Linked DNA regions of Homo sapiens: regions 1 and 2 are each linked to region 3. A link is a loop called in an ENCODE intact Hi-C map of the cell type or tissue named here. Cell type or tissue: heart right ventricle. All regions are shown on one strand. Region 1 overlaps VPS35L (VPS35 endosomal protein sorting factor like). Region 2 overlaps VPS35L (VPS35 endosomal protein sorting factor like). Region 3 overlaps VPS35L (VPS35 endosomal protein sorting factor like).

What was found. Hi-C counts contacts between places; a loop is a spot of excess contacts. Peaks named below come from ENCODE experiments on the same cell type or tissue, not always from the same donor. Only the 100,000 strongest peaks of a DNase experiment are listed, where the experiment ranks them.
Region 1: it touches region 3 in a loop (2.6-fold over the local background); 11 of 110 quality-filtered maps call a loop at or near these places.
Region 2: a loop joins it to region 3, with 2.5 times the contacts of the local background. A loop is called at or near these places in 9 of 110 quality-filtered maps.

The regions. Positions count from the first base shown.
Region 1 is chr16:19,701,151-19,709,150 of GRCh38, reverse strand. It overlaps VPS35L (VPS35 endosomal protein sorting factor like), which reads right to left. Exons shown (of 31, transcript NM_020314.7): 31 at 7,988-8,000. KNOP1 (lysine rich nucleolar protein 1) reads left to right here. Exons shown (of 5, transcript NM_001012991.3): 5 at 1,930-7,214. The coding sequence ends at 2,241. Among named protein-coding and RNA genes, the nearest start is that of KNOP1, 13 kb to the left of the region's middle. In heart right ventricle, no CTCF peak of the experiment used is centred here; no DNase peak of the experiment used is centred here; H3K27ac peaks cover 5,807 bases.
Region 2 is chr16:19,691,894-19,699,893 of GRCh38, reverse strand. It overlaps VPS35L (VPS35 endosomal protein sorting factor like), which reads right to left. Exons shown (of 31, transcript NM_020314.7): 30 at 246-392. Among named protein-coding and RNA genes, the nearest start is that of KNOP1, 22 kb to the left of the region's middle. RefSeq lists enhancers at 1-457, 458-1,113. In heart right ventricle, no CTCF peak of the experiment used is centred here; a DNase peak (open chromatin) is centred at 3,373; H3K4me3 peaks cover 1,013 bases; H3K27ac peaks cover 5,710 bases.
Region 3 is chr16:19,641,092-19,649,091 of GRCh38, reverse strand. It overlaps VPS35L (VPS35 endosomal protein sorting factor like), which reads right to left. Exons shown (of 31, transcript NM_020314.7): 22 at 6,616-6,696; 23 at 4,143-4,206; 24 at 1,210-1,308. Among named protein-coding and RNA genes, the nearest start is that of KNOP1, 73 kb to the left of the region's middle. In heart right ventricle, no CTCF peak of the experiment used is centred here; DNase peaks (open chromatin) are centred at 3,231 and 3,941; H3K4me3 peaks cover 1,234 bases; H3K27ac peaks cover 4,246 bases.

The sequences.
Region 1 (8,000 bases), 60 kb before region 3:
GTGGGGCTTTGTTATGGGTCCTGCCTTGGGGTGCCCTTTCTCTCCATGCCACCCTGCTGAGCTGAGCCGAGCTGATGGGACATCCAGCTTGAATAGGGAGGGCAAGAAAAAAGGCAGTGTGATTCGGAGCCGATGTCCCGGGGGGCTGTCCCTGGAAGGACCTGACGGCAGGAGAGTGATCCTGGGGCACAGGGGCTGGGACATGCCATGCCACTGAGACGTGGTGAAGTGGTCCTCTGGGTGGGCAGCAGCCGTTGGAAGTGCTGGTTCACGCAGGACCAGCTAGCAGTCTCCTGCTCTCCCCAAAACCCATGTGGGGTGGTCATAGATGGCCTCTCACTCTAGAAACTGCAGGGCAGGGGAGCTGTCATTATTCCTGCATCTGGGCCACCATGAAGCTGGGAGAATGTGTCACCGGTTCACTCAGGGCAGCTGTAGTGACAACTGGTTCTTATTTTCCCAAAGCCAACCCAGAAATAAGTGCTGGGCTGGCCTCTGGCTTGTGGGCGGGAAGTTCCCAGGCAGCGTCGATGTCAGCAGTCTGGTTGGGGTAGGGGGAGAGGAGTGGCCAGTCACTGAGGGCTTGAGGTGTGCCATGCATCGTGCACTGGGCTTTTGGTGTCAAATCTGACGTATGTCTCACTGAAGCCCTGTGAGGGGGATGTTATCACCCCACCTTAGAGATGAGGGCACCAAGGCTTAGAGAGGTTAGGGGACTTGAGCAGGGTCACCCAGGGGAGGCTTCCTCCCGGGGCTGCCTGACTTCCGAGTCACAGTCTTCTTGGGAGGTGAGTTTCTTTCCTCTCCCACCGACCTGGGAGAAGGGGGTCTGGAGGGCTCTCCTGCATTTTCTTGCACATGGGTGGTAGCGCACTCTGGCTGGAATGGGGACCCCCGAGTTCTTGGGCTTGGCTCAGTCTGACTTGGCTGTGTGACCTTTTACCCCTGTGGGCCCGCACCCGTTCCCGCCATAAAACAGTGCTTCTGAGAAGCACACTTCAGATTCCCACTCGCCCTCTCCCACCCTCCAATTCACCCAAACGTTAGGCTGCTGGGTGAGTGCGCCCGGCTGCTGGGCTGTGGGGTGCCCTGTGTTGCAGGGGAGGTGCGCCCTGTGGGGAGGTGGGGGAGGTGTGCTGTCTTGTGAGATGCATGGTGGGGTGAGGTGCGCTGTGTAGGGAGGTGGGGGGAGGTGCGCTGTATAGGGAGTGGGGGAAGTGCTATGTAGGGAGGTGGGGGAGTGTGCTGTGTAGGGAGGTGGGGGGAGTGCGATGTGTAGGGTGGTGGGGGGAGTGCACTGTGTAGCGTGGTTAGGGGAGGTGCGCTTTGTAGGATGGTAGGGGGAGAGTGTGCTGTGTAGCGTGGTGGGAGGAGGTGCGCCATGTGCGCCGTGTAGGGAGGTGGGGGGAGTGCTCTGTGTAGGGTCGTGGGGGGAGTGTGCTCTGTAGAGTGGTGGGGGAGTGTGCTGTGTAGGGAGGTGGGGGAGGGGAGGTGCACTGTGTAGGGAGGTGGGGGGAAATGCTTAGTGTAGGGTGGTGGGGGGAGTGCGCTGTTGTGAAGTGAGGCACACTGTGCCGTGTGCCATGAGTTAGGAAAGGAGGAGGAAGGCAGAAAGGCAGCTCTGTGCAGAGGTGGGCAGTGGTGTTGGCTGGACCTGGGCTGGAATTCTGGGGGTCACTAGTTAGGTTTCTGTCTCCAGCTAAGCTGCAGACCTCTATTTTCTCCTCTGTGCAATGGGAATAACAACAGTGTTTCTCATAGGGCTGTCTTTAGGATTAACGGAATAATCCGTTGTTGAGCTTATTAGCACTGTGCCTGGTACACAGCAGCCATCTAATCTGCTGGGCCCTCCCTGATGAGGGTGGGGGTCAAGGGAAGGAAAGGGCTTTGAACTCAAGGAAAATAGCCACCTTTTTCCTCTCCTCACAGGGAACCCAGTTTGGCCAGTGGGATACTGCTGGTTTTGAGAACGAGGACCAAAAACTGAAATTTCTCAGACTTATGGGTGGCTTCAAAAACCTGTCCCCTTCGTTCAGCCGCCCCGCCAGCACGATTGCAAGGCCCAACATGGCCCTCGGCAAGAAGGCGGCTGACAGCCTGCAGCAGAATCTGCAGCGGGACTACGACCGGGCCATGAGCTGGAAGTACAGCCGGGGAGCCGGCCTCGGCTTCTCCACCGCCCCCAACAAGATCTTTTACATTGACAGGAACGCTTCCAAGTCAGTCAAGCTGGAAGATTAAACTCTAGAGTTTTGTCCCCCCAAAACTGCCACAATTGCTTTGATTATTCCATTTATGCTGGAGATTACAAATTTTTTTTGTGAAAAAATCAGATCTTGGTGAGGACCTCGAGCAGTAAGATATAAATAACTCCCATAAGCTTAGCGTTCCAGTAATGGAACACTAGGCATAAATGGTTTATTCAGTTGTGCAAATGAAAGCCATCTGACAGTTGGCTCACATTGAACACCTGTGGAGATTAAGGACGAGGACAACTATATTGATGGGCTTGGATGAACTGGGGCAGGGCAGCTCATATTTCGGGAGCCAGGAGAACGAGTGAGTGCTAAAACCTCCTGTTTTCTGTGTTAAACATTCCGTCCCTGTTTGAGACATCAGTATGTACAGTTAACTTTTGTTGAGTGTTTAGCAGGTACTAGGGACATACTAGTGTTTTCCTTAATGTATTTAATCTTCATAATTATGAAATGGGTGCTATTATTAGCCCCATCTTATAGATGAGGCAACTGAGGTTCAGGGATAAAGTAATAAAATTGCCTGGGGTCACCCAGCCACTAAGTGCAGGGTGTTGTACTTTTGTACCCGAAGCCCTAAGTTCACTATTCGCCACTCTGAATGTCCCCTTTAGGGAATTTCCACCAGAATCCTCGTTGGGGATTGAAATGTCTTTAGATGGAGGAAAAAGTTTTATGACAAGTCTGCATCTCTGATAAAAAGTGGAGTGAATGAGGAACGGAGAATCGCAAACTCCTTTTCCTTCCTTTTCCTTTCCCCTGTCATAGAGCAGCTGTAGGCAGAGAGGTGTCTGAGTTGTTACCAAACACATGTGACTGAGCTGCTGCTGCTGGGAAATGTGCCTCTAAACCAGTCCTGCCTTTTCCACTGGTGTCCCTTCGGCCCTAAGTGCTGAGGTAGGATTTTTGTGCTTTGACTGGATTCTGAACAAGGCATTTTAGGAAGAGTGGTTAGTCCCGCAAATGAATCAATGGCAGATCCCAGGGACGTGTGTGTGTGTTTTGAGATAGGCTCTCACTCTGTCACCCAGGCTGGAGTGTAGTGGCATATCACGGCTTGTTGCAACCACTACCTATCCAGCTTAAGTGATCCTCCCACCTCAGCCTCCCAAGTAGCTGGGACTGTGGGTGTGCACCACAACAACCAGCTAGTGTTTAAAATTTTTTGTAGAGATGGGGTCTCACTATATTGTCCAGGCTAGTCCCAAACTCCTGGACTCAACTCATGCTCCTGCCTCAGCCCCCAAGAGCTGGGATCACAGGTGTGAGCCACTGTGCCCAGCCCCAGGGATGTGTCTGATGAGATTCTTTTTTATCACAAGGAAGAGAATCCCAGGTGACTTCTGTAGGTGGATATTGAATGCCAGGAGGAGATGAACGTGTGGAGATGACACGGGAAGTTGCCTCATCGGCTGTGGGGACAGCGTTTCCAAGCCTGGACTCTACAGCAAGCCTCAAAGAGCTCCAGGTCCAGTGGCCCAAGTCGCATGTGACCATCTGTGACCACCTTCTTTCCACTCACCTAGCTTTTTGCATCCCAAAATACAGGTTCTGACTGGGACATTTTCACGATCGTTTGGCCTGAACATGCCTCCTACAGACATCCCAGCCCAGGCAGGCCTCGATGGCCAGAAAGTTCAGTCTCACGTGGCAGGAAGGCCTGATTAGGGCCTGGTTCAACAGCTCGCCAAGGAAGCATTCTCTCCATCATCTCCAGTGTTGGCTTCATCAAGGCTAGTACAAAGATGGCAGTAACAGTTCCAGGCAGCATATCAAGACCCTAGAACATTCCAGAGGAAGAAAAGCCTTTTTGTGTCTCAAGGAAACTTCCAGAAGCCTCCATTGCTGGGCAATGAGTCATCTGCCCATAGCTGCACCCGCCCCTGTCATGGGAAGGCTGGTGATTCCCTTCAGTCAAGAAGAGTGGATGCTGGTGAAGTGGCCATGGTGTCCACAGCTGCCCATTGGGCAGAGGTGAGGCAGGCACTTCAGGCAGTTTCCCTGGCTCTGAACCCTGATCCGCAAGCATTGGCCAGGTCAATAGTTGGACAAGTATGTGCTACAAGGACCTACTTGGGCCACTTCCCTCAGGACGTGAACTTGTCCTGCCTTTCTTTCCTGGATTCAACCTTGAGATACATAATGGGAGAGGCCGTGGAAAGCCCAAGAGGCAGTGTTCTGGATTTGAGTGAGTGCCTTCTGGGCACCTCCTCCTTTGATGGAGAAACAAATCCCTCCTGACCTTGAGCAACACTACAGGAATGTGCCTGGTGTAAACAGGAACCAGCCGTTCGTTTCTTTTTTTTTGAGATGGAGTCTCACGGTCGCGCAGGCTGGAGTGTGGTGGCGTGATCTCGGCTCATTGTAACCTCTGCTTCCTGGGTTCAAGCGATTCTTGTGCCTCAGTCTCCTGAGTAGCTGGAATCGGCCGTTTACTACTCATAGTTTTTATCTTGCCAAGAGGTCACCCTGACGTTGGCCTGCCTTAGCTCTGTTAAAAAGGTTGTGCTCTGCCAGGTGCGGTGACTCACGCCTGTAATCCCAGCACTTTGGGAGGCCAAGGTGGGCGGATCACGAGGTCAAGAGTTCGAGACCAGCCTGACCAACATGGTGAAACCCCGTCTCTACTAAAAATACAAAAATTAGCTGGGTGGGTGTGGTGTCACGGGCTTGTAATCCCGGCTACTCAGGAGGCTGACAGGAGAATCGCTTGAACCCGGGAGGTGGAGGTTGTAGTGAGCTGGGATGGTGCCACTGCACACTCTAGCCCCGGGCAACAGAATGAGACTCTGTCTCAAAAACAAACAAAAAAAAACTGTCTTTGGGTGATTGTGGAGAGGTGATCATATGTCCGCTGTGTTGCTCCCATCCAAGCCCTGGTGACTGGTAGCTCTCATGAGGGTGTGATGGTCAGGCCTTGCCCCTGGTGTAAATTCTGTCTGTAATAGGCTGTGACTTTCTAACTCAACATCACCACTGGCTTAGGAGTTCCATTTGCACAGGGGGAGCTTTATTGCTTTTCTATATACATAAGAACTTTACGTCTCACCAGTGGAGGTTGGGCAGCCAAGACACCACAATGCTGGGTGTCTTCAGAATGGACTTAATCTTGTCCTTTTGCTTTCTGCCAGTGCAGATCACCATCTCTCAGATGAGCAGGACCCCACCCTCTGGCAGTCTTGTCTTGGGAGAATCACTCTGAGCTCCCATCCTTTGTAAATTAACATTGGTTTGAGCACCACCCTCCATCACGGCTGCAGTGAGCCATGATTGCACCACTGTGTTCCAGCCTGGGTGACAGAGCAAGACCCCATTCCAAAAAAAAAAAAAAATTTGCCAAATAGACACAGTCCTCACAAAAGAAGTTGGCAGAATAACACCCCTTCCTACCACATCTCCTCAGAACCTGTGTATTTGTTAGGTTACGAAACAAAAGGGAATTAAGTTTGCTAATCAGCTGACCTTAAAACAGGAAGAGGATCCCGTGTTTCTGGGTGGGCCGGAGGAATCACAAAGATCCCTAAATGTGGAAGAGGAAGGCAAAAAAGAGTCCACATCAAAGAGACTTAAGAAAGACTTGACTAGACACTGCTGGTTTTGAAGATGGGAAGGGAAGGGTCAGAAGCCAAGGAATGTGTGTGCTGTCTAGAAGCTGGAAAAGGCAAGGAAGTAGATTCTCCCCTAGAGCCTCCCAGAAGGAGCGTAGCCCTGCTGATGCCTTAATTTTAGCTCAGTGAGACCAGGCGGACTTAAGACCTATAGAACCGTCAGATGACAACATTATGTTTTAAGCCGCTACAATTGTGGCAATTTGTTAAAGTAACAATAGAAGACCTAATGTAAGTAAGTCTCATGTGGAAGTTGCCATGGTTTTGTTTTTCTTTCTTTTTTTTTTTTTGAGACAGTCTCACTCTCACTCCACGCCCAGGCTGGAGTGCAGAGGCGTGATCTCAGCTCACTGCAACCTCCACCTCCAGGGTTCAAGCGATTCTCCTGCCTCAGCCTCCTGAGAAGCTGGGATTACAGGTGAGCACCACCACACCCAGCTAATTTTTTTTTGTATTTTTAGTAGAGATGGAGTTTCACCATGTTGGCCAGGATGGTCTTGATCTCTTGGCCTCATGATCCACCTACCTCAGCCTCCCAAAGTGTTGGTATTACAGGCATGAGCCACCGCACCCAGGCCCCATCATTTTTATTTTCTACAATTCTGGCTGACATCTTATTGCTCCATCCTTGCTAATGATAGACTTCATCTCACATAGACCAGTGTTTTCAGAGACCGGCTTATTGATTCAGTAAAGGGCTGGGGGAAACTGCACACACAAGGACATATAAAATCTAAGCCTCTGCCTGGGCCACATGACAGGATTCAGAAGCACCTTTGATATAATGGGTGCCCGACCTCATGTGAAAGTCCAAGTTCAGGTGTAATGTGAGAGCGGTAAGAATTCACTGGCCTAGGCTTGGGAACTAATGCTGCCCACCACGTTCAGCCTCAGAGGAGAAGAAATGACTTGAAGAACATAATTTGTGAATTTGCCAATTGTTTTTCATTTTATAGCATCACACAGTAAAAGTAGATAAAATAATTTTAATGAAAATACTTCTGTGGGCCAGGTGCGGTGGCTTACGCCTGTAATCCCAGCACTTTGGGAGGCCGAGGCGGCGGATCACCTGAGGTCAGGAGTTCTAGACCAGCCTGACCAACATGGAGAAACCCCATCTCTACTAAAAATACAAAATTAGCTGGGTGTGGTGGCGCACTCCTGTTATCCCAGCTACTCAGGAGGCTGAGGCAGGAGAATTGCTTAGACTCGGGAGGCGGAGGTTGGGGTGAGCCGAGATCACGCCATTGTACTCCAGCCTGGGCAACAAGAGTGAAACTGTCTCAAAAAAAAGAAAAAAAAACAGAATTTTGTGAAATAAAGGCCACTTGGGAGTATCTGAGCCACCCCACAATGCTGTCTGAGTTTCTGTATGATTTAGTAGAGGGGAGGGAAAGAAGCATTCATTAGTGTCTGCTGTCCTTTAATTTTTTTTGAGATGAGATGATATTTTGCTCTTGTCACTCAGGCTGGAGTGCAGTGACGCAATCTCGGCTCACTGCAACCTCCGCCTCCTGGGTTCAAGCGATTCTCCTGCCTCAGCCTCCCAAGTAGCTGGGATTACAGGTGTGTGCCACCACGCCTGGCTAATTTTTGTATTGTTAGTAGAGACGGGGTTTCACCATGTTGGCCAGGCTGGTCTCGAATTCCTGACCTCAGGTGATCTGCCTGCCTCAGCCTCCCAAAGTGCTGGGATTACAGGCGTGAATCACCGTGCCCGGCCAATAAATTGATTTAAAAAAATTTTTTAGCCCCTTTTACTGTCTGAGGTTAACTGAGTGTTCAACTGTAGTCTTGTATTTCTCAGAGTAAAGATGAAATGTAATCTATGTCCAGTTCCAGTGTGGATCTTGTAGAAGCACAATAGTTTGGGGCATTTTTAATCCACAGTGTGGATGCATTTTCATAATGGCAGTGGCTGAGATGATGAATCACCCATCAGTATGAATGTTTTTACTGATTCAAAATGAAATGTCGGTGCAAGCTCACCAGCCGTAATAGAAGAATCAGGTTCCACCAAACTGTTGGAAGAAAAGCAGACAGAATCACATGCTGTTTAGAATTGTGGCTGCAAAACAAACCAGGATAATATATTTAGACACGGTCTTTCTCTTCTGGAGGAAGACAGTCAGAAGTA
Region 2 (8,000 bases), 51 kb before region 3:
ACCCTTAGCCTCAAGCGATCCTCCTGTCTCAGCCTCCCAAAGTGCTGGGATTATAGGCATGAGCTGCCACACCTGGCCAGCTCTGCTTTTTACTGCTAGGAAGTGATCCAGTAGAAATGGACCAAGTGCTTTTCTAAAAGGGGAGTATGGGGTTGTCTGTCTGATGTCCAGGCCACAATGCTGTGTTGAGGGTGGTTGTGCACTGGCCAGTGGGCTTATACCACGGGGCCCTCCGAGCGCCTCACCATGGTCCTGGTGTCTGCACAGCCGTGCCTCTGTGCCAGGTGCCACAGGTTGACGGAGAGCTGGTTGAGCTTGTTGTTGCGTAGGTCCCCATGGGCCAAGATGCTGTTAAAGAAGGAAAGGCCCAACGAGCTCTGGCGCTTCAGGGCCTGAAACAGAAAAGGGAGGTTACTGCCTTGCACTGGGGCTCAGGCCGTGCCCCGCAGAGATGCTGTGGACAGTGCTGACTCTGGGGTAGGTCATGCCTGAGTTCCAGTGCCAGCTCTGCCATGTATTTGCTGTAGGGCAAGCTGCTGAACCTCCCAAAGTCCCAGCTGCTTCATCTGTAAGTGACAGTAAGGTCACCCCTGCAAAGGGCGGGGATTCAGTAAGATGACGAAGCTCTGTGCCCACAGATGGTCATTACTCATGAAATGGAAGAAACTCACCAGTCAGTGAGGTCGAGGAATGAAGGGTACCCCAGCAGGGACAAGCCTTGCTTTAATGCAAGTACAGCTGAAAACTGAAAGGCTTCAGCTCACCTCTTTCAGATGTGTCCTCAAACTACCCAAAGCTGCAGTCAGTATTCCTGCCCCTGGGCTGCCGGTAATAAAGACCAAAACACATCTCCCGAACTGAGCTCCCCAATCCTTGGTGCCCATATCCAGCCTTTACACGCTGACATCAGATCTTTCCTTTCTTGCTCAATCATCTGATGTGAGAGGTATCTTGCCAAAAAAAGTCTAACCACAGTGTCACGGCAGACCGAACCTGAACTCCAGCTTTGAGTGATAAAGACAAAAGGGAAAATAAATCTCCAGAATGCAACACCAGGCCCAGGAGAGAGGATACAACTTCCCCAAGGTAAACGAAGGCCCCTGGAAAAGCCACATCAACAGGTGGGTACCTGCTGTTCAGGAAGCCCATGGGGCCACGGCAGATCCCACATCTGCACAACATCAGTGCTGCCAAGAGTCTCATGTCTGCTCCCTGACAGTGAATGCGTGTAAGAGCCCTTAAGAGTGTGCCAGGGATTCTGCTCTGTGCTTTATACAACTCGCGTGATTTAACCTTCATGACAGCTCCGTGGCAGGTACACTCCTAACCGCCCATGATAGAATTCTAGAGGTGTCCCCCAGCATTCCTTCCCGTTATTCAAACATGAATCCCGGTGCTGCTGTGGAGAGACTGCAGATGGAATTAAGGTAGGGAGCATATCTTAGATGACCTGAGTGGGCCCTCGAATCACTGGAGCCCTTAAAAGCAGAAGCATTTCTCCGACCAGAATCAGAGACAAGCAGTGGAAGAGAAAAACAGGAAAGAGGAGGAAGAAGGGAAGCCAGAGATTCAAGGCATGAGGAGAACCTGGGCCACCAGTGGTGGCCATGAGCTGAGAAACACAGACAGCTTCTAGAAGCTGAGAAGGACACCTGGCCAACAGACACAGGATCTCAGTCCATGATCACACGGAAATGCAATCTGCAAATACCCTGAAGGAACAAGGAAGTAGATTCTTTCCAGTGCCTCCTGATAAGAGCCCAGCCAGCAAGACCTTGATTCTGGCCTTGTGAAACCCAGAACAGAGACGCCGGCCCCAGCTAGCACTGACTTCTCACCTACCAAACAGTGAGATCAAAAATGGGTACTGCTTTAAGATGCCAAGTTTGTGGCAACGGGTTATGGTGGCAACAGGAAATGAATATGCTCCCATTCTGCAGATGAGGCACCTGAGGCTCTGAAAGGTTAGGAACTTGCCCAAGGACCACAGATGGGTCCTCACAATGCAGAGGGGAGTCCGAGCTCCAGCTCTCTGACTCCAGAGCCTGTGCTCGTACTCACAGCCCTCTCCAGGCCACACACTCAGGGTCGCATCTTATCAGGAATCGCACTCAGAAAGGGCTGACTTGCCAGTGCCATGAGCCAACTTTGGCTATGCAGTTGTATGCAGGGATTAAGAATGGCTTGATTGGGCTTACACCAAAACACATTTCTTCCTGCTTTTCTCAACTACTCTCGGTGGCTAAAACCAACTTATCAACCGTCTATCCATCCAACGTTCCACAGATAATTCACATGGCGCCTGCGAGCTGCTATGCCAACTGATTTACCCCTTCTTACTGTCCTTTCCCAAGTGAGAATTTAAAGTCTTTTAGTGAAAAGAAAAAAAAAATTAGCTGAGCATGGTAGCACACACCTATTGTCCCAGCTACTCAGGAGGCTGAGGCTGGAGGATCACTTGAGGGCAAGAGTTTGAGGCTGCAGTGAGCTATGATCTCACCGCACTCAAGCCTGGGCATCAGAGCAAGACCCTGTCTTAAAGAAAAAGTCAAGGAACAGCTTCAAATGCAGTTGGGCAAGGTGGCTGAGTGGTAATTAAGACTCTTCGGCACCTCCCCTCCCCACTCCGGGCAAAATTGAGCCTGCCTTGGCAACAGCCTAGAGCAGCGACAGTCACAGAAGCAGCAGAGCCGACGGCAAAGAGCCCAATCATCAGGGAGCAGGTTGTGCTGTGGGCGCCCAGGCCCGCGGGCTACAAGAGAAAAGCGCTTTGGCACAGGGCACGCGGGCTGGCACCTGCTGGGCACGGACTCGCAAACTGGCTGGCGACCACCTGCTCTGCCTTCATTTGTTCTAACAGACAATGCAGTTATGCCCCAAGTGGGAACCTGAGCCCATCCTGCTCTCCTTTTAACCTGGTCCTCGTCTGACACCTGGGAGAACGGGAGCCCCACTTTCTGCCTGAATCTACAAGACCAAGCTAAAATAAAACTCTTTCAGAGCTAACTAAAAGTCTCCTTGGAGAGAGGCCCTTTGACTACCTTTCACTGAAGTGGGAGAAACTGTTTTAAAAGTCAGACAAGCAGCACAATACCTAATTGGCTATTTCTCCATTCCATATCTTCTCAATTAGCAAAAAGCTCAATTCGCATGTGTTTTAAATGCCAAAGCCCATTAAAAGTGAAATCATTGGAGACGTGTCTGAGGGATGAGACACATGCCAGCTGATATATTCAAACACCGAGAAAAATACAAACACGTAGCTTGGGAACCAAATCAGGGCCTGATCCCCTCCCCTCGCCACAGAGGTTTTAAATAGAAAAGAGCTGCTTTTCCTATGAGAACTGTCATTTCCAGGAAGCTCTCGGGGTTTGGCATGGTTCCCAGCTCCACCACACCCAAACAAACAACTTCATAAAATACAGCTTGTGATTAAAATGAGGCTGGCACCTTCACGTGGCCTTAGAGGATGACTTTGGAAGCACGGTTGCTACCAGAGCTGCGATATGATTCTCAGAACGGCACAGGCATCAGGGTTTTCCAACAGCAAGAAGCCGCCCACCCCACTCAGTGGGGAGAAATCCACCAGGCCCTTCCTGGTCTGTGATGGGCCTGGATACCAAGCCTCATGCTCTTGGGGTACCAGACTTCAGAGGACTCCAGTATGGCTGTTGAGCTGAACTTCAAATTGCACCATTAAAACAAAGGATAGCCGGGCACGGTGGCTTATGCCTGTAATCCCAGTACTTTGGGAAGCTGAGGCGGGCGCATCATGAGGTCAGGAGATCGAGACCATCCTGGCTAACAGTGAAACCCCGTCTCTACTAGAAATACAAAAAATTAGCTAGGTGTGGTGGCACGCGCCTGTAGTCCCAGCTACTCGGAAGCCTGAGGCAGGAGAATCACTTGAATCTGGGAGGTGGAGGTTGCAGTCAGCTGAAATTGTGCCACTACACTCCAGTCTGGGCAACAGAGCAAGACTGTCTCAAAAAAAAAATAAAATAAAAGAAGGATAACATGTTCAGTTTCAGCTTGGTCCACCCATATGACCATGTTTTTATTTATTTATTTATTTTAGAGACAGGGTCTTGCTCTGCTGCCAGGGTTGGAGTGTAGTGGTGCAATCACAGCTCACTGCAGCCTCAAACTCCTGGGCTCAAGCGATCCTCCCACCTCAGCCTCCTGAGTAGTCCCAGCTACTCAGGGTGCACACCACCATGCCTGGCTAACTTTTAAAATTTTTTTAGAGATGGGGTTTTACTATGTTCCCCAGGCTGGTCTCAAACTCCTGGAATAAAGCAATCCTCCTTCCCCAGCCTCCCAAAGTGTTGGGATTACAGGCATGAGCCACCATGCCTGACCGATGTTTTTCTAATAAATGTGCACATATGGACAGACATTTTCAGTGAACATCGCTGGTATTGATGCCACGTGAAATGTTCTTCAGAAACATTCCATCTTTGCTATTCTTTCAGAATCACTATCACCATCAACCCCTCTCTCCACCAGAGAAAGAGACATAAATGTTAAATATAAATAGCTCCAAATTATATGGTTCTGGGCTTTATTTTTCTTGCAAGCTTGGGACTTCTGGGCTATGATCATTTATGCTGTCAGTGACCACCTCTGATTAAACCCAGCCTATTGCCTCGGTATGAAGACACGTAATTTTGAACCACATGTCAAGTGTTCTGTGGGTGTGGCTTGTCAAACACACATCATTGTTCTAAGAGGTCCCTGGACTAGAGGGCGGAGCCAGAACCAATGGTTTCAAGAAATCAGGGGAAGGCTGGGCATGGCGGCTTACGCCCAGAATCCGCAGCACTTTGGGAGCCCAAGGCCAAGGTGGGCGGATCACTTGAGCTCTGTCTTTTTTTTTTTTTTTTCTGAAACAGAGTCTCGTTCTGTCACCCAGGCTGGAGTGCAGTGGCGTGATCTCAGCTCACTGCAACCTCCCCCTCCTGGGTTCAAGCAGTTCTCCTGCCTCAGCCTCCCAAGTAGCTGGGATTACAGGCATGTGCCACCACGCCCGGCTAATTTTTGTATTTTTAGTAGAGGTGGGGTTTCACCATGTTGGCCAGGCTGGTCTCAAACTTCTGACCTCAAGTGATCTGCCTGTCTCAGCCTCCCAAAGTGCTGGGAGTACAGGCATGAGCCAACCGTGCCCGGCCAAGCTCAGTATTTTAGGACTAGCCTGGGCAACCCAGAGAGACCTCGGCTGTGTAAGAAATAAGAACTTAGCTGGGTGTGGTGGTACATGCCTGTAGTCCCAGCTACTTGGGAGGCTGACATGGGAGGATCACTAGAGCCCAGGAGGTTGAAGCTGCAGTGAGCTAAGGTAGTGCCACTGTACTCCAGCCTGGATGACAGAGTAAGACCCTGTCTCTGGAAGAAAAAAAAAAAAAGAAAAGAAATCAGGGGAAAAAGCTAAGACAAGCTTTCCTTGGGGGGATCTAATTAGTACAAGCTAAAGGTGATGGGCTTCCATTATTCCTGTAGGCTGAAAGGGCTCTCTCCTGAAAACCATCTACACAGAAAACGGAAGAGGTATGAACCCTTGCTGAGTGTTTGTGCATGTTTGTAAAAGGTCTTTTAAAACAATGTGTATTTAGGGTTTTATTTTCTCATCTTGATTCATGAGCCTCAGATATGCAACATTTAAAAATTATTGATACATAATATTTGTGTGTATTTATGAGGTACATGTGGTATTTTGTTACATGCCTAGAATTACAATGATTGTGCCAGGGTATTTGGGGTGTCTGTCGCCTAAGCATTTATCATTTCTATGTGTACAGAACATTTCAAGTCTTCTCTTATAGCTATTTTGAAATGTATAATACACTGTTGTTAATTGTAGTTACTCTGCTCTGCTATTGAACATTAGAACTTATTCCCTTTTATTCCCCCTTTTTTCTTTTTTTTTTTTTTTTTCTTTTTTTTTGGAGACAGGGTCTTGCTCTGTTGCCTAGGCTGGAGTGCAGTGGCATGATCACAGCTCACTGCAGCCTCGAGTTCCCGCCGCAGCCTTCAATTCCCGCCTCAGCCTCTCCAGTAGCTGGGACTACAGGCACTCACCACCACGCCCGGGTAATTTAAAATTTTTTTCTGAGATGGAGTCTCACTCTGTCGCCCAGGCTGGAGTGCAGTGACATGATCTGGGCTCACGGCAACCTCCGCCTCCCGGGTTTAAGCGATTCTTCTGCCTCAGCCTCCCAAGTAGCTGGGACTACAGGCACACACCACCACACCCAACTAATTTTTTCTGTATTTTTTGTAGAGGTGGGATTTTGCCATGTTGGCCAGGCTGGTCTCGAACTCCTGGCCTCAAGTGATCCGCCCACCTCAGCCTCCCAAAGTGCTGGGATTACAGGCGTGAGTCACCGTACCTGGCCTAATTTTTAATTTTTTTTTTAATAGAGACAGGATCTTACTATGTTACCCAAGCTGGTCTCAAACTCCTAGGCTCAACTAATCCTCCCACCTGGGCCTCCCAAAATGTTGGGATTACAGGTCTGAGGCATTGTGCCTGGCCTGTTCCTTCTAACTGTATCTATCTTTGTACCCATTAACCAACCTCTCTTCATTGCCCTCCCCTGCCCCCCCGCAACACACACATCCACATACCCTTCCCAGCCTCTGGTATCAATCATTCTAGGAGAGTTGCCTCGTCTGATACTCACGGGTTTGATAAACCAGTTTTCCTGAAGAAGAAACTGGGGTTCCAATGCCACTCTTTCCACAAACAACCAAGAGCCCTCCAGGCACTAACTTGCTCAGAGTTCTGGTACTGCAGCTCGGGGTCCCCAGGGTCAGTAGGACACAGTCACATACCCTCCCTCCCTACAGAAGGTGCTACGGGCCCCCAGGGCTGCAGCATTTCTGCAACTGTTGGGTATGTAGGTCTCTGCCCTTTCAACTACTAACCCTAAGGCCAGCCCTTCGGGCAGTGCCCCTGAACTTGGAGGCCAGAAAAAATCCTACTCTCTCAAACACACGCTTGAACACCCTGGACAGAATGGGTATATATTGGCCGGGCGCAATAGCTCATGCCTGTAATCCCAGCACTTTGGGAGGCTGAGGCAAGAGGATCACTTGAGCTCAGGAATTCGAGACCAGCCTGGCTAATATGGTGAAACCCCATCTCTACTAAAAACACAAAAATTAGCCGGGTGTGGTGGCGGGCACCTGAATCCCAGCTACTTGGGAGGCTGAGGCAGGAGAATCACTTGAACCTGGGAGGTGGAGGTTGCAGTGAGCTAAGATCATGCCATTGCACTCCAGCCTGGGCAACAAGAGCGAAACTCCGTCTCAAAAAAAATAAAATAAAAAGAAAAGTGAAGTGGAAAGGCCTTGGTTGAGGAGGGCAATGTAGCAGTGCAGAGTTCAGGTTTGGGAATCCGGGTTAGAATCTCTGCTGTTTCATCACAGCCAGAGGAAATATCAACGGCTCTGAATAACCCTCTCTGAGCCTCAGTTTCCCTCCCCATTCAATGGAAATAAACACAGCATCTACATCTCACAGGGCTGTTGTGGGCACTGAAAGAGCCCAGGTATAGCAATCCCACGCTATCAGGGATTCACCATGAACTGATGGAGCATCTGCCGCAGGCCGGGCTCTGCATGAGACGTGGGGTGGTGCAGAGAGTTACCGGGTGTCCCAGAGTCCCTGTCTTGTCATTCAGACACAGGCAGGTCTTCAAGACTCACCAGGTCCAGGCCGGGTGCAGTGGCTCACGCCTATAATCCCAGCACTTTGGGAGGCCGAGGTAGGCGGATCACAGGGTCAGGAGTTCAAGACCAGCCTGGCCAACATAGTGAAACCCCATCTCTACTAAAAAAATACAAAAAATAAGCCAGGTGTGGTGGCGGGCACCTGTAATCCCAGCTACTTGGGAGGCTGAGGCAGGAGAATCGCCTGAACCCGGGAGGCGGAGGTTGCAGTGAGCCGAGATTATGCCACTGCACTCCAGCCCAGGCAATAGTGTGAGACTGTCTCA
Region 3 (8,000 bases):
ACTTGAACCCGGGAGGTGGAGGTTGCAGTGAGCCAAAATCGCACCATTGCACTCTAGCCTGGGCAACAAAGCAAGAACTCCAGCTCAAAAAGAAAAGGAAAAAAAAGTATTATTTTTCTTTCAATTTATATATATACTTTCTTCAAATGGCTGTCAAGTTGTTAGACATAAATACTTAAGTTGTCTGAACCTAACTTTTTTTTTTTTTTTTTTTTTTGAGATGGAGTCTCCCTTTGTTGCCTAGGCTAGAGTGTAGAGTGCAGTGGCGCGATCTCTGCTTACTGCAACCTCCACCTCCCAGATTTAAGCGATTCTTCTGCCTCAGACTCCCAAGTAGCTGGGACAACAGGTGCCTGCCACCCCGCCTGACTAACTTTGGTATTTTTAGTAGAGACAGCATTTCACCATATTGGGCAGGCTGGTCTCAAACTCCTGACCTCAAGTGATCTGCTAGCCTCAGACTCCCAAAGTGCTGGGATTACAGGTGTGAGCCATCACATCCAGCCTGAACCTAACTTCTTAATAAACAGGGCTGTTATTAATTCTTTTGGTCTGAGGGCACCATAAAAAGTTACTGAGAGTTGCCATGATCCAAGAAAGTAGGGAACCTCTTGTTACGTAAGAAGGGGCTCCTTCTGGTTAGATTTCTGTAACTAATCATTGTAAATCACTTACCTCTGTTGCTGGCAGGCAGAAATGGGAAAATGCAAATCTCACAGAAAAACAGATCAATAAAACCAAAGTTGTAAGTTTATTAACCTTTGAGAAACCACCTTTCATACCATAGAGAAGAGTAACAAAATAGGACCAGAAAAAACCCAGATTAAGGGTGGGCGCAGTGGTTCTTTCCTGTAATCCCAGCATTTTGGGAGGCCAAGGCAGGAGGAATGCTGGATGTGAGGAATTTGAGACCAGCCTGGGCAACACAGAGACCCCATCTCTCAAAAAACAACACAAAACAAAATTTAAAATAGCTGGGCATCGTGGCTTGAGCTGGTAGTCCCAGCTACTCAGGAGGCTGAGACAGGGAGAATTGCTTGAGCCCAGGAGTTCAAGGCTACAGTGAGCTATGATTGCGCCACTGCACTCTAGCCTGGGTGACAGAGTGAGACCCTGTCTCTAATAAAATAAAATCAAAATAAATGATTGGGATGTAGATGATCAATAAATATTTACTGAGAGAAGAAACTAATGAATGAAAATACTTACATGAATCAACTGCACAAGAACAGGCTCCAGATTGCAAAACATCGACCTGGACTCAACATAAAAACTCAGCTGTTGTTCAAAATCACGGCCAAAGGAAACCTAGAATCAAGGAGAAAGACGCTGAAAGGGACAGTGGTATTTTTAGAGAGAACGCAGGCACATGGTATGACTGAAATATTATTATTGCCACCTCATCTTTATGACGTGGGCACTGGACTAGAACCTAAGAAGTCGAAGGGTATAAAACAGAAGCTCAGAGTGTAAGCAGAATTTTCCAGACTCTGAAGGAAACCACTGGAAAGGGAATAATGGGATATTGTTTGTCAGCTGTGGCCTTTTCACAGAACATAAATGTGGTTATTGGGGGCCCCTTGTCAGAAGGTTTGCCATCGTAACAGTCACACCTTTCTGCTTCCTGATGGGGACCCAACCTTGGCAGCTCACTGGTGGCTACAGAAGCCATAGATGGAAGTTTTTCCACCATTAAACATCCTCTCTTCTCCTATTTCTTCAAATTTATGAATAGCTGGTTAGTAAGAAAAACTTTACTGTACATCAATCATTTTTGTCCAGATGAGGTTTAACATTGCCATTTCCATTACAGCTATCATGTTTCATATCTGATTTCCTTATATTCTTTTCCATAATAACTTGGTAACTTTCAGACAATGCCGTAAAAAGATAAATACCACATGATGAGTACAAAAAGCAAGGGCAAAGGAGAGCGACTTGGGAAAATCCATATGTCTGTTTCCTAACACGGGAATTGAAAGGCTAATCCTGAATTTTCATCAAAATTGATATTTTACCCGCAGAGTCAGGTAGACTAATCAACCCGCACTATTGAACAAGTCAGAATTTCAAGGTTATTTTCAAAGTGATCTCGTCATTTTCATCTCAGTCAGCTTTGGTCCTGACTTTTCTATTAAAATAGAAGATATTTGCAGCAGTTGGTGTTTTGGCTTAGAGCACCCAGAATGAAGGTGAAGACTGTTCAGGCTGGGATAGTATAATGGTGGGATGTTCCCAAAGGAGGCTGCAGGAAACCTTCCCACTGTGCTTGCCCTTCTGCAATGTCTCTGTGGACTACCCCCCATCAAAAGGCAGAGCCTCTTCCCCTCCAGACTGGGTCCCCTCAAGACTGTGATTTGCTTTGACCCACAGATTGCAGTAGAATATGGCAGGGGTTTACTGTGTGATTTCTTTTTTTTTTTTCCCAAGACAGAGTTTTGCTCTGTTGCCCAGGCTGGAGTGCAGTGGCATGGTCTTGGCTCACCGCAACCTCTGCCTCCCGGGTTCAAGCGATTCTCCTGCCTCAGCCTCCCGAGTAGCTGGGATTACAGGCATGCACCACAACACCCGGCTAATTTTGTATTTTTAGCAGAGACAGGGTTTCACCATGTTGGTGAGGCTGGTCTCGACCTGACCGCAGGTGATCCACCTGCCTCAGCCTCCCAAAGTGCTGGGATTACAGATGTGAGCCACCGCGCCTGGCCTCACTGTGTGATTTCTAAGCCTTGGCCTTAAAATGCCTTGCTGCTTCTGTCTGTGCCTTCATAGAAGGCAGCACCAAGTAAGAGAGCTCAACTGGAATCACTGACTGAGAACAGTGGTGAGAAAGAGAGGACATGGAAGAAAACCAAGATGCCCCAGCCCATATCCAGCACCAAAACCCTGGAGAAGGGAACAAGGCCACTGTGGATCCTCCAGCCCAATCGTGCCACGCCAGTGCCACACCACACTCCCTGTAGCAGCCTGGTTACCAAGCTGATCCGCAGAGTTTGAGAACTAATAAAAAACTCATGCTGGGCGCAGTGGCTCAGGCCTGTAATCCCAACACTGTGGGAGGCCAAGGCTGGAGGATTGTTTGAAACCAGGAGTTGGAAACCCCTGTCTCGACCCCCCCAAAAAAAACAGCAAAAAAAAGCCCTGTTATTTAAAGCCACTAAGTTTTGGGATGAGCTGTTACTCAGCAGTAGATAAGTAAAACAGATGGGGAGTGGATATCTGGCGTTTTGCCTGCCCGGCATAGTTTCCATCACCGTCTGATGATCTGCATCAGCTGCTTCAGGACACACCTTCTTTCCACTCTCGGCCCTCCTGACTCAGGTCACCCAGGTGTGCTTGGGGCCACGACCCATGTTAATCCAAAGAGACTCAATCCCAGGACTTTGCTGGAATCCCACCTGCTGGGCTGCAGAGCTGGGGGGGATGGAAACCTGGAGCTCTGGTGGGGCAAGCCCAGCTGAGCCGGAGGCCAACAGGGCAGAGCCCAGGGCTAAAGACAGACAGGGGGCTGGGTGCAGTGGCTCACGCCTGTAATCCCAGCACTTTGGGAGGCCGAGGCGGGCGGATTACGAGGTCAGCAGATCGAGACCATCCTGGCTAACACAGTGAAACCCCGTCTCTACTAAAAATACAAAAAATTAGCCGGGCGTGGTGCCGGGCGCCTGTAGTCCCAGCTACTCGGGAGGCTGAGGCAGGAGAATGGCGTGAACCCGGGAGGCGGAGCTTGCAGTGAGCTGAGATCGCGCCACTGCACTCCAGCCTGGGCGACAGAGCGAGACTCCATCTCAAAAAAAAAAAAAAAAAGAAAAAAGACAGGGAAGGCAGGTCCTGATGACATCCCGGAGACCCTGAGCCCGGCTGCTGCTTTGGAGAGTTCCAGCCCCTGGACTTTTTGTCACATGAGCCAAGAAATCCCTCCTCCCATCACCCTCCCGCCCCCCACCTTTTTCCTCTTAAGCCAGTTTGTCTTGGCTCTCTTTGCCCCCAGGGGAGTCCTGGCTAATGTAAGATGTTTTCTAATTTCATTTTATCTCACTAAGAATGAAAAGCACCAGAGAACATAATGTTAACTGCTTTCGCCAACATAAGGATAAACAATTACATCACACTTCCAAGTGCACTGAAACTTCTTCCCTAATACTTACCATTTTTATAAATCCATTAATCAAATATGACAGCATTCTTTTCTCATCCTCAAGAGTGAGTGCACTAAAATCAATAATTGTACATAATTAACACGGAGGTAATAGATGAAAGTTTCTAAAGAAAAAAATACACAAGGGGTAAGTAATTTAACAGGTAAGAACATTTTGCATTTTCTAGATTTAAAAAACTGCCAACAGGCTGCTTATTTTTCCTTTGATAAAAATACATAATCACAATTAACATAATTTAAATATGTTTCTCATCTCCCTCAAATATGCTGTTCTCAAGATAGATTTATTAACAAGAAAAGAAAAGGTAACTTTCACTTCTTTGGAACTTGGGCAGCAAGGTCTAATGTCAAATTTTGTATTTCAGGGAAATTTCATTGAATATTTTATTTAAAAAATCTCCAGCGGGGTGTGCTGGTTCACACCTGTAATCCCAGCACTTAGGAAGGCAGAGGTAGCAGGTTCGTTTGAGCCTAGGAGTTGGAGATCAACCTGGGCAACATGACGAGACCCCGTTCTCCCCAAAAAGGAAACAGAAATATTTCCAATGTACAGCAAAGTTGAAAGAATTTTCCAGTAAACACCCATACACCATCGAAATCCTGCCATCACCATTTTACTTGTTTTACACATAATTATCCATTCCCCTCTCCATCCATCAATCCATCTTATTTTTTTGATACATTGTAAAGTAAATCTCAGGTCTCAGTTGCTTCTATTTAATAGAAAATGTAACACAAATATAAATAAGAAAAAGTCATTACAGTTTTGATTATACTTGGATAGTTAAATAAATAGTTATTTGGGGAATAAATAGTTCCCCAAAGTTATTTAAAAAAAAAATTTTTAAGAGCCCAGAGAAAACAGGAGTCAAGGTTTTTGTTTGTTGGTTTGTTCTCGGAGAAAATGTTTTGGCAAAGATTGCCCACTGTCCTTCAATACAAATGCCCACTTCGTTCTTTTTTGTTTTTGTTTTTGTTTTGAGATGGAGTTTCGCTCTTGTTGCCCAGGCTGGAGTGCAATGGCATGATCTTGGATCACTGCAACCTGTGCTTCCCAGGTTCAAGCGATTCTCCTGCCTCAGCCTCCCAAGTAGCTGGGATTACAGGCACGTTCCAAGGCGCCCAGCTAATTTTTTGTATTTTTTTTTTTTTTAAAGTAGAGACGGGGTTTCACCATGTTGGCCAGGCTGATCTCAAACTCCTGACCTCAGGTGATCCACTCATCTTGGCCTCTTAAAGTGCTGGGATTACAGGTGTGAGACACCATGCCCAGCCCCACTTTGTTCTTAGAACAACATTCCCTAGCCTCCTTCCCAGCTAGGGGTGGCTATGGGACAGTTCTGAACAATGGGATATGATGTGTGAGCCTTCCCAGCTTTGTCCCTAAAAGAAAGCTGCTGTTCCCCAATGCCCACAGGCTGGAACGTGGACATGGTTGAGGTACATCAGCTTCCAGGAAGAAGATAAGGACAACACCCCAGATAGACTGGGAGAACAATAAGACAGAAATAACCTGGGTCCCTGGATGATGTTTGAAAGAAGAGCTGCCCTACCCCTACCTTCTGGTCTGTCTACTATGCACAATTTTAACAAGAGAGAAATCAACATTCTATTTTACTTAAGCCAAAACCCAATGTCTCACGAATCTAAGTGCCTTTCTGGATGCTTTTTGTGTCTTTATTTCTATTTTTGTCCAACTAAAGTCTACCGGTTCCATTTTTATGAAATGCCTCGACACTTTGATTTTTGTAACTACCCATGAATTTGAAAGCACAAAAAATCATGGAAGTGAAGATTCTAAAATGCAGAGAAAACAAAGAAGAAATACAGTTCATCTTGTTGATGGTTAAGTTCCAAAACAATTTTCTCCATTCTTGTAACATTTTCCAGTAAATCAAGTTGCTGTGTTTAAAAATTCTTGGGGGACTAAAATTTCAGCCACAAATAAGCAGGAATTGCCCTAAGCACAGTCAAACGAAAACATATTTTAAAAATAAACAAACAAAAACCAGAAGGCAGTGACTATTCAGCCTTTGACTGAAAGGTAATGCCTGTGGATAGGTCTCAGCCTCAAGCAGTTTCATTTGAATTTCAAATAATTGGCTAATATAGAGATGAAATAAAAAGGCTATATTACTGGATGAGTGAGCTCATTATTACACTATCTGCTGCTCTCAGAAATCTCCAAGAGACATGGAGTTTGAGTTCACTTGAATGGAACCAGCTTTTTACCCGCAACATAAACTCCTTTCTAACAACATCTGCCACGTCGCTTTCTCAAGAAGGTTAACCTCAGCCTCCTTCCTCTCCTGGATTGGAATGTCCTCGTTAGCAAAAATCTTAATACTCCCAATAAAGTAATATTATTCACAGTGGCAGCTTAAAGCAGTCATTCCCTAATGTCCTATTAGGTGGCATTAAGACCCAATCCATGTTATATTTCAGCTGTAAGCATGGCTTACTTCACAGAGTCATGCATGGTCTTGCAAACATGCAAAAGGGCATTCAAGATGACCGGGTCCTTGGTGGGCTCTTGTTGATGCCTAGGAGACATTTAAAGATAAAAGTCAAAGTTTTGTCCACTGACAGCACTGCAAGAGTGGATTCAGTTTTCATCCACTGTACACACTTGAAAAGCAGCAAATTATCCAGCTGGCATTTCACCCAGCCCAGTTTACCAGTAACGAGCCATGTTCTCTGGTTGTCTCAGAATTCTTTTTTAAACTTTTGAGACAGAGTCTCACTCTGTCACCCAGGCTGGAGTGCAGTGATGTGACCTCAGCTCACTGCAGCCCCTGCCTCCTGGGTTGGAGTGATCCTCCTGCCTCAGCCTCCCAAGTAGCTGGGATTACATACGTGCGTCACCACACCCAGCTAATTTTTGTATTTTTGGTAGACACAGGGTTTCACCATGTTGGCCAGGCTGCTCTCGAACTCCTGGCCTCAGGTGATCCACCTGCCTCAGCCTCCCAAAGTATTGGGATTACGGGCGTGAGCCACCGCACCTGGCCCAGAATTCTTTAAATAACAAGTTTGCTCTTCTATACACATGATAACTTCTCCTAACTGCAAAATCACAGAAAAACTGTTCCCCTTCCTAAACCAGGTGGGCTAAGGGCAAACCTGTTTTTGTTTGTTTGTTTTTAACTATGCTTCTTATACCTTCTGAAGCTGCCCAAAACCTGTCACTGTGTTCTTAACAGGCGAATTTTGCCAGGCAAAATTATTCATTTGGTTTTTCAAATAATATAAAAGGGCAAGCTCTTAAAACAAATCTTTAGGTAAGTAAATTAGGTATATTTATTCCAAGCATATTAATTAGGAATTAATATTAATCCTTAGGAAGGAATTAATCTTTTAGAAAGATGACAAGAAAAGCTTAAAACATTTGAGCAATATCAAACTCAATTTTCCAAAGTGAACCATATCTATACACCTAATATTTAAAGTAACTAGCTTTTTTTTCTTAACCCTGTCCTAAAAAATAATATATTGTAAATGAAATCATATTAAACTAGTTATAAACTGCCTAATACATTTAAAATCAATATATAACTCTAAAAATAAAAACAGGCCGGGTGTGGTGGCTCATGCCTGTAATCCCAGCACTTTGGGAGGCCGAGGCGGGTGGATCACTTGAGGCCAGGAGCTCGAGACCAGCCTGGCCACCATGGCGAAACCCTGTCTCTATAAAAAATACAAAAAAATTAGCCGGACGTGGAGGTGGGTGCATATAATCCCAGCTACTCGGGAGGCTGAGGCAGGAGAATTGCTTGAACCCAGGAGGTGAAGGCTGCAGTGAGCTGAGATCGCACCATTTCACTCGAGCCTGGGTGACAGAGCAGGG